Linked DNA regions of Homo sapiens: region 1 is linked to region 2. Evidence: chromatin contacts called from ENCODE Hi-C data. All regions are on one chromosome and are shown on one strand. The core of a region is the stretch at or near the end of the contact, and the rest is flanking DNA. Distances in the headings are between cores, read along the strand shown.

The links. A loop is a pair of places that touch in the nucleus more often than their neighbours do. Pooled maps may share reads with other maps.
Region 1: a map of esophagus muscularis mucosa shows a loop between it and region 2 (2.3-fold over the local background). The contact joins two enhancer-like sites. A Hi-C loop is called at or near these places in 4 of 168 maps with a recorded cell type or tissue (PC-9, Right ventricle myocardium inferior, esophagus muscularis mucosa and 1 more) and 4 of 50 pooled maps.

The regions. Positions count from the first base shown.
Region 1 is chr1:61,489,505-61,493,797 of GRCh38, forward strand. No RefSeq gene overlaps it. Among named protein-coding and RNA genes, the nearest start is that of TM2D1, 230 kb to the right of the region's middle. Within about 2 kb of position 1,625, at least 3 of the 41 ENCODE cell types and tissues checked have a DNase peak (open chromatin) inside an H3K27ac peak, as active enhancers do.
Region 2 is chr1:61,639,486-61,644,041 of GRCh38, forward strand. The region is part of intron 2 of LOC107984964 (a long non-coding RNA gene); the gene reads left to right. Among named protein-coding and RNA genes, the nearest start is that of TM2D1, 83 kb to the right of the region's middle. RefSeq lists enhancers at 2,219-2,268, 2,479-2,528. Within about 2 kb of position 2,371, at least 22 of the 41 ENCODE cell types and tissues checked have a DNase peak (open chromatin) inside an H3K27ac peak, as active enhancers do.

The DNA of each region.
Region 1 (4,293 bases), core at 375-2,874, 150 kb before region 2:
AAGTGCTGGGATTGCAGGTGTGAGCTACCATTTCCGGCTGCTAAATTCTATTTATTCTTTAGGAGCCTTTTAGGAATCCTTCTCTGCCTCCTGTATCTGGTGTTAGATGCTCTTCCCTGAAACCCCTGCACACCTCTCAATCACTGTCCTTGCCACCTTGCACTAGACTTAACGATGTGTCCATTTTCCTCACTAGACAGTGCACTAGTTGATGTCAGGAATTATGTATTCCTTTTTACAGTCACAGTTGCCAGCATTTAGCCACTGCTTCATAAATCATTTTGCAAAGGCCAGTTAAGGAAAGATAGACAGACAAATTTAAATGAAGTACTCTTTTCTCCTTAGGGTTACCAGATAAACACAGGACACCCAGTTACACTGGAGTTTAAATTGAAATTTGAATTTCAAATAAACAAAGAATACTTTTTTCAGTATAAGTGTGTCCCAAACAGCGCATGGAACATACTTGTACTAAGCAGAAATGTGTCTCAAATGTTGCGTGGGACACACACCAAAAGATTGTTACTTATCTGAAATGCAAATTGAACTGGGCATCCTGTATTTTTATTTGCTAAATCTGTCAGCCCTAAATATTGAAAAGCATAAAGCGTGTGGGCAAGAGCAGTCTCATTCTGCTGATGGAAAATGCTCAATCTGGTAAGAAATTTGGCAAAATATTTTCCAATATGATCAGATAATTGCTCAGAGATAAGAGAGTTAATTCCAGTATTTACCATGGCCCAAAGTTAGAAAACACCTAAATATATACCCTTAAGAGATTGGTTAAATGAAATAGAATTTTATGTGCCATGTAACACTGAGATTAAAGCACAAGATCTGAAGGCAAAATGCTTAGGTGCTATTTCTCAACTAAAAATAAAACAAAACAAAAATGCTTTGGTGCAAATCTTGGCTGCACATGACACTGGCTATGAGACTCTGAGGAAGGTTACCTAATTTTTTTTATGCCTCAGTTCCCACCTGTGTAAAATAGGAATATACACATTTTTACCCTATAAGGTTTGGGAAGATTAAATAAGTTATCCATGTATAGCCCTTAAAAAAAGGGCCTGGCAGAAAGTAATGTTTAAATAAAGACGGTTATTGTTATTATCATTACCCCTATGTAGAATACTGTGGTTTCATTAAAAATGACTTTATAGATTTATATTTATTGATGGAAAAAGGTGTTCTCATTATACAGTGAGGGAAAACAATCAATCAAAGCATCATATACACAGCATCCATGTAGCAAATCATTCTGAGCACCATCTCTGTCAGGTCCTCTCTTAGAAGTCACCAACAGCAAACATAGCCAGAACACAGCAGAAAACCTGGAGGGTCATGAGCAGACACATATATATGTGTGTGTGTGTGTATATATACATATATATATATATGAGGAAATATATACAAATTAAAAGGCAATTAACATTCTGATAAGAGCTATAAAGGAAAATAAATAAAGTGTAATAGGAAAGGCCTCAAAAGACAGAGCTATTTTTCCTGAAACCCGAAGCATGAGCGGAGTTAGCCAGGCCAGAGCTGGAAGAATATTCTAAGCAGAGTAAATGGTGTCTATCAAAGCCATGAGAAGGGAGATATCTGGGCAAGTTTAAGGAACTGAAACAAGGCCAACGTGGTTGGATCCCGGTGGATGAGTGGGAGAGTGGAGCAAGATGAAAGTGGACAAATAAGTAAGGGGTTGATCATGTTCAGCTTTGTAAGATATCAAAAGTCAAATTAAGGAGAGTAGTGTATTTGGGTCTTTACCCTAAGGTCCTTTGAGACAATCTCATCATCTGTCATCTTTGCTTTACTTGCTTAGGATTTAGAATTCTGGACTGAAAGATCTCAGTGGCTGAATTAAAGCCACATGTCCCCAAGGGTGAAACAGGGAGGATTCCCCCTTCAGCTTCCACGTTTGCCATTGAAGAGCTGTGGTGTGGCCCTGGGACCCTCCTCGCCACTGAATTCAGGGAGCCCATGTCATCCCACCTCCCATCAGTATCTCTAGCCTCCAGATAGCAGTTTCTGGTGTTACCCTCATCAAGGTATTTCTCAATACTTTGGCAAAGGGTATGTCCTCTAAGCTTTCCTCGGAGACATAGTCAGGGAGTGATAGGGTTAGTTGCACATGATAAATTCACTCCAGCATTCCTATCTCTCAGAGTCTTTGGATTCTTTCCTTTACTCGGTATCAAGGAATTTATGACATCTCAACTCTGTTTAATATTGGCCACCACTGAGTCCAGATTTCTGTCAACCAACTGAACAAACAACGGTGTCTACTCCCAGCTGCTCTGAGCTAGCAACAGAATCTGGAGTCTCTACTAAGTGCATCATTACCAGGGACTTCAACTTGGTCTGAAATTATGTTCGTTTCCCCTTGGTCAAGAACGTACAGAATTCATTCCCACACATATTCCTCGGTTTTGAAGGTGTAAATTAGCAAGGTCTTGCAAATCATTTGTTATACATGCCTTCTGCTCCCGGTTTGACTTTTTACTCCCCGCCTCCCCCACAGGTATTCTAGGTCAGATCCTGTAGACAAGGGAGAGATGCTGCAGTGCAGAGAAAGGACAGACTCCTTCTTTCCATGTAACTCTTTTGGGTAAGAGAGTTACAGTGTCTTTTGAGCAAAAAATAAAGAGAGCCAACAGTCCAAGGAGGAGAGTTGCTTTGGCTGGCACAGAAAGATTGGTGATTTCTCTAGGTCTTCTCATATACCCCCATTCCACATCTTTTTTATTTATTTTTTATTTATTTTTATTTATTTTTTTGGGATGGAGTTTCGCTCTTGTTGCCCAGACTGGAGTGTAATGGCGCCATCTCTGCTCACCACAACCTCCGCCTCCCGGGTTCAAGCAATTCTCCTGCCTCAGCCTCCGGAGTGGCTGGGATTACAGGCATGCGCCACCACGCCTGGGTAATTTTGTATTTTTAGTAGAGACAGGGTTTCTCCATTTTGGTCAGGCTGGTCTCGAACTCCCGACCTCAGGTGATCTGCCCGCCTCGGCCTCCTAAAGTGCTGGGATTACAAGCATGTGCCACCACACTTGGCCTTCCACATCTTACTCTATCAGTACCTTAACTTTCTCCAAAGAGGCATGACAAAGCTGTGCATTCAACTGATGTAATTCTACCAATCTCACAGTCCAAATTTGAATTTGTTTTCTACTCTCTCAGCAGTGTGGCTTTTAGAGGTTGGAAATTCATTTAGCACTGCCATAGAAAGTTCTTGGGTGTGGATGTTTGCCTTAAATTGAGAATCTGGGGATTTAAATTTGTCATTCTCTTTTCATAAGCTACCCAGGGCCATTCGAAGCAGCCATTCTTCCACAGTCCTTAACTCCTGTCTTTTACGCTGACCCAGGACAATACTTACATGCTGTCCTAAAAGCTTCCTTGATTTTCATGAGCACTTCCTCCAAATGACCACAGGTGATACTTTAGATGTTCTGCTGCTGTGGACATGAGCTTCCATATTCCTGTCTCTGAATCCTAAAAGAATGATCATGTCCTAACTCCTCACTGAGGCAATCGGATCAACTCCAGATTTCTATCATACAGGCCTTCTGACTTGAAGAGCCCGGAGCATATGCCTCGGCACAAATTTCTGCATCAATAAGCTGCAAGGAACAGAAACTGATTCTGACTCAAGTATATTAATACAAAAGAGGGATTCATTGGAAGGTATTAGGTAGCTCACAGGTTTGCAGAATTAAGAACCAAGCAAAGCAAGGCAGCAGGAAAAATTCACCAGGATGTAACCATAGCCAGTCACAAGCATAGCCATCACGGCAGACCACTGTCCCGGTCGCTGCCAGGCTGGTCTCATCATCCCTTCACTCACTCAAAAGTCAAACTTCCGGGTAGAAGCATTCAATAAGTGACAATCGGTCACATGTCCTCACTCTAGCAGAGGAGGGGGCAGTGGAGAGACAGAAAGAGTTCCCCTAAGGAATCCCAGAGAGAGGTTGGGTTTGGGAAAGGCAAAAAGTAATGTGAGACTGCGTTCTGTTTTGTGGTGTGACATAGAACCAGATGTTGGTACAGGGGTCGGGAACCGACCTTGGTCATTATTAATCTCTATTGTCTCACTGAGATGTTGCCACTTCCATGTGATGAGCCCATGCAGGTCACCATGGAATCTGCCTCCTCCCGCCCACGGGAGCAAGGAGCCACATCCCATCTCTTTTTCCGTACCGCACCCCGCCAACTCTTGGCTACCGGAAAGCCTGAGGGCCGCTGCAGCACTGTTTTCCTAGATGGGCCACATGACCCTTTCTA
Region 2 (4,556 bases), core at 1,121-3,620:
AACAGTGGGCAGATCTGGGAGATATTGTGGAGAAGAACTGACATGATTTGGTGATAACTGGATGTGGGAAGTGAGGGAGAGGGAGGCTCCAAGGACATTTTCAGGTTTCTAGTTTGAATGACTTAATGAGTAAAGTCTAATGAATAACAACTTGTTAGTATAATCCGCAAGACTACACCAAAGCAGTAGGAGAGCTACACAACTTTCACAAGCTCCCATGTCTGCAGGAGTGCTCTGCTCTCTTTGGATTCTGTAGGAACAGAGGCATCAATCAGGTGCTGGGAATACAGAAATTTTCCACCAACGTGCTCATCAAACTTTCCTTTACCGTAAGCCAAAAGAATGTCTCTGAGCTATGAACATCAGACTTTAATATAAACTTTAAAATCTTACTCTCAGCTCTACGGACATGGTTATAGGTGTCTGGCAATTGAACTAGGAGAGCCTGAAAGTAAACACATTGTCTCTTGGAAATTGATGAAAAAACCAAGCATGTTTCTTTATTCATTCAAAAGATTTTACTGAGCATCTTTAGCCTGAGAAGTAGGAGGTAAATTAGACGTGTTCCCTGCCTGGGCAAAGAGTATATTCTATTAGGGGAGAAAGAGGCATACCAAGATGTGCGTAACACAGTTATGCAGTACGTAGTATGTTACATAGATCTAGCAAGACAGCGACATTTAACAGATGACAGGGAGGGGGTGGAAATTCGGTGCATGGGCACGGCTATGAAAGATTTCAAAGAGGCTGTATTTGAGACAAGCCTTGAAAGACCAACAAGAGTTTACTAAGCAGAGAAGAGGATGGGGGAGAAATTCCCAGAGGAAGAAACAGCACAAGCAAAGGCACGAGGGTCCTGAAGAGCACTGGGTATTTGGGGCTAAAGGGTAAAAAGAGCAGGGTATCTGATTCCAGATTAAAATGTCATCCCTCTATTCTGAAATCTGAAAAATACTAGCAGCTTGATTTGTCCACAGTCACTTGTGCCAGGTAGAGAATCCTAATTCGTGTAGGCCCAAACCAACAAGAACCTCTTGATGTGACTACTGCCTGAGTATTGCAGTGTTCGTGGGAGCTTTAAGTTTACCTATCCAGATGGGAGAACCTCTTTCCCGAAATTCATAAGCAGTCCCACAACTCCGCCAATGCTACAGGACCCAGCTTTCTGAGGCACCTAGAAAGACATGGCAGTGGCCCAAGGTGATGCTTAGGTGGGCTGGCGAATGCACACAATAGAATGTCTGTCTGTGACATTTAATCTCACTCTGGCAAACTGGTGCAGCTGCCCTTGTACAACAAACGGGAAGGCACAGTGAGTGACCACCACCAAAAACAAACAAAACAAGTGTGTGCGTGCGTGTGAGCTTTAAAATTTAATAGCTATTCAGACAGTCCTTAGAGAAGGAATTGGCAGCTTCGGCCTCCAAGACTGCTCCCCCACCTGTCTCCAGGCACTGCAAACACAGCTGTGTAAGAAGGAGACAGTCAACGCTTCCAAGGAAAGAAATAGTGCAGTCTTGGGGGTGGGGTGATGATGAGAGCACCTTTCTCACAAACCCACGTGGGACAGGGCCTTGTCTAGCAACCGCAAAAATAATCGAGCAGGACGTGGTCAATCAAGCTCTTTATAAAACCTCATGTTAAGTAAAATCATTCAAGATCCAACTCAATGGCCACCTTAAACCCATGTTTTAAAAGCATGAGACAGAGCACACAATTCATGCTCAAAGGAGAACGAGGTAGCATGCATGCTGGCAAGACGCGCATTCAGGTTTGCTCCCGGTATCAAGATGAGACGTAAAGACGATTTATGCACTGTCATAGAACTTGTAGTTCCTCACACAAAACACAGAACTTCCTGGGAAAGTGCCTAGAAACTTCTTTATCTGTATTTCCCCAGGCTGCAAAGTGCACACATTTTTAAAGTTCAACTCTTAAAAAAAAAAAAAAGTCAGCAGAGGCAAGATTTCAACAGACGCCGGTCCAAATGTTAGCAATTCTAGAGTGGTCAGGGGTTTGCCGCTCCCAAAAGTAAGGGGGAAATTAGAAGAAGGAAAGAAGTCGTTTTCGAAGACGAAAACCAAAGCAAGGAGGTATTTTTGGTATCATTTTAATCACAAAATAGCACGAATGCGGTCTGTGCCTGTGCGCTACCCAAACGTCGATTTGAATACCACTGAACGCTAGTTTGAAAATTTCCATTTTTGTAATTTGCTTTCTTTTGTTAAGCCAAGACTTGAGAGAAACCTGGCAGCCGTCTCTAAGTCTGGCACGATTTCACCTCAGACGCACTCGGTTGGTTTGGATGTTGAGGGAGACCGCACATGAGAGAGGGAGAAGGAGGAAAAGAGAGCTGGAGAGCAAACCTACCGCTCGGCGGCCGCCGCAGAGAGCAGGCCCAGGGCTTCTCAGCCGGGGGATCTGGCTCCACCTACAGGAATCAGAAGGCAAACCTAGTAGACGCCTCGGCGTCTGCAGGAACCCGGTGGGGGCTGGGGGAACTTTGATAATTGCCTAGAGAATTTCCTAGCCAGTAGGAATGGGGGTCGGTAGAAGTGGTAAGGATTGGGAAGCAGGGATTTCCATGACCAGATTACCCACAGTCATATCAGATTCAGCGATTCTTATTTGGAGGAGAAAAGGTATCATGTCACCTCCTATGACCTAGGAATTTTAACTGGTTCCAGGTAAACCCCATTTGAAAGCAAAGGCAGCACCTGGTCCCAGGACAGGCCCAGCACATAGCATGCTCAGGCAATAACATTTGAATGAATGAATGAATGAATGAATGAACTGAATAATCCAATCTATCAAATAACAGAAACCTAATATGATAAAAAGAAAACCAACCCCCAACCCCAACACTGTTTTTCAGGTATATGTATGAGTTGTCAGGCATTTTTGATGGCTAGTAATTACTACAAAAATCCTGCACCATGTAGGCTAGTCGTGTTCCACCTCCGATGTGCCAGAGCAGTGATTGAGTACCACCGATTTCATCCCATGCCCTCATTTGCCAACGAATAAACAGAAGCTTGAAGAGGTTAAATGCCTTTTCCCAGGTCAACCAGTTTGTTGGTGACAGAACTGGTTTGGGGCTAAATTTTCCTGACCTGTCTGGTATTTGTTTTCTAAGGGCAGGAGACTCATTTTGCATTGGCCTGCTGGATGCCCTCAGCCGATTAGCTCTCACAGGAGGAAGTTAGCTTCCCCCACCCACCTGTTGGCCTGTCCCTGGGCTTCTGCCCCAGCTTCTGCTCTGGGCCACAGCCTCTGCTCATGCTGCTCTACTCCAAAAATCAAACGCTGCCTGGAGCTAATGCCAATGGTTGCTAAACTTATGAATTCATTTCCTAAAGCCTGAGGGACAGAATCTTTGAGCCTGTGGTTTAGTAAGCTACAAACAGGCAGGTGCTTTGTTTTGGCAACACAGGTGTCTTATATACAATATCTCCTCCATCTATTTACCCAAAGCACTTAATAAGCAGTTACTGAGTTTCCCAATGATAGTTATAGAAGAAGATGTTATTTACCAATTGAAAAGGAATTTTTGCCGTAGGCAGTTAGCACTCAGTTTCCAGATGAAAAGGTGAAGATCCTTCTGGGAAGTGAGATGCTGTGTGCATTATGTGAGATGAATATGATCCAGGGAAAGATAGCAATTAAGCAGATCCAGATTCTTTTTTTTTTTTTTTTTTTTTTTGAGATGGAATTTCACTGTTGTTGCCCAGGCTTGAGTATAATGGCGCAATCTCGGCTCACCACAGCCTCCACCTCCCGGATTCAAGTGATTCTCCTGATTCAGCCTCCAGAGCAGCTGGGATTAGAGGCACCTGCCACCATGCCCGGCTAATTTTGTATTTTTAGTAGAGACGGGGTTTCTCCATGTTGGTCAGGCTGGTCTCAAACTCCCAACCTCAGGTGATCCACTAGCCTCGGCTTCCCAAAGTGCTGGGATTACAGGCGTGAGCCACTGTGCCCAGCCTAGCAGATCCAGATTCTAACCACAACCTGTCTATAAAATGGAACTAACACTGTCATGACCTCTGAATGGATTAAAAATTAATCATTATTATTAATCACAATATTAATAATAATGCTGAACTATTACTAAGTGCTTACTACATTCCAGGCTTTCAAATGACCACTTTACATGCATTGTCTAACTTATCCTCAGAGCAACCCCATGCGAGTTATAATTATTACCCCCATTTTACAGAACAAGAGAACTGAAGCTCAAAAGGGTTAAAATACTCACCTACAGTGACAGTTTACAATGGTAAGGCTAGTGGTTGGATCCCAACTCCTATCTGACTCGGGACTTCAAAACATTATGTAACACAAGAAATGCCTATTAGCTGATTCTATGCCAGTGGCATTCAAATATCAATCTCTAGTTCTGAGCTTTCAAAGGAACTCTGTGCTTCTATTCCCAAATGCTGAAAGAATATCATTAATTATATATTCCACTACTGTCTCAAACTTAAAAGGGCCTAAGCCAAACTCTTTCCTTCCTTTCATAAGCATTTACTGAGAACCATTCATGTTCAAACCTC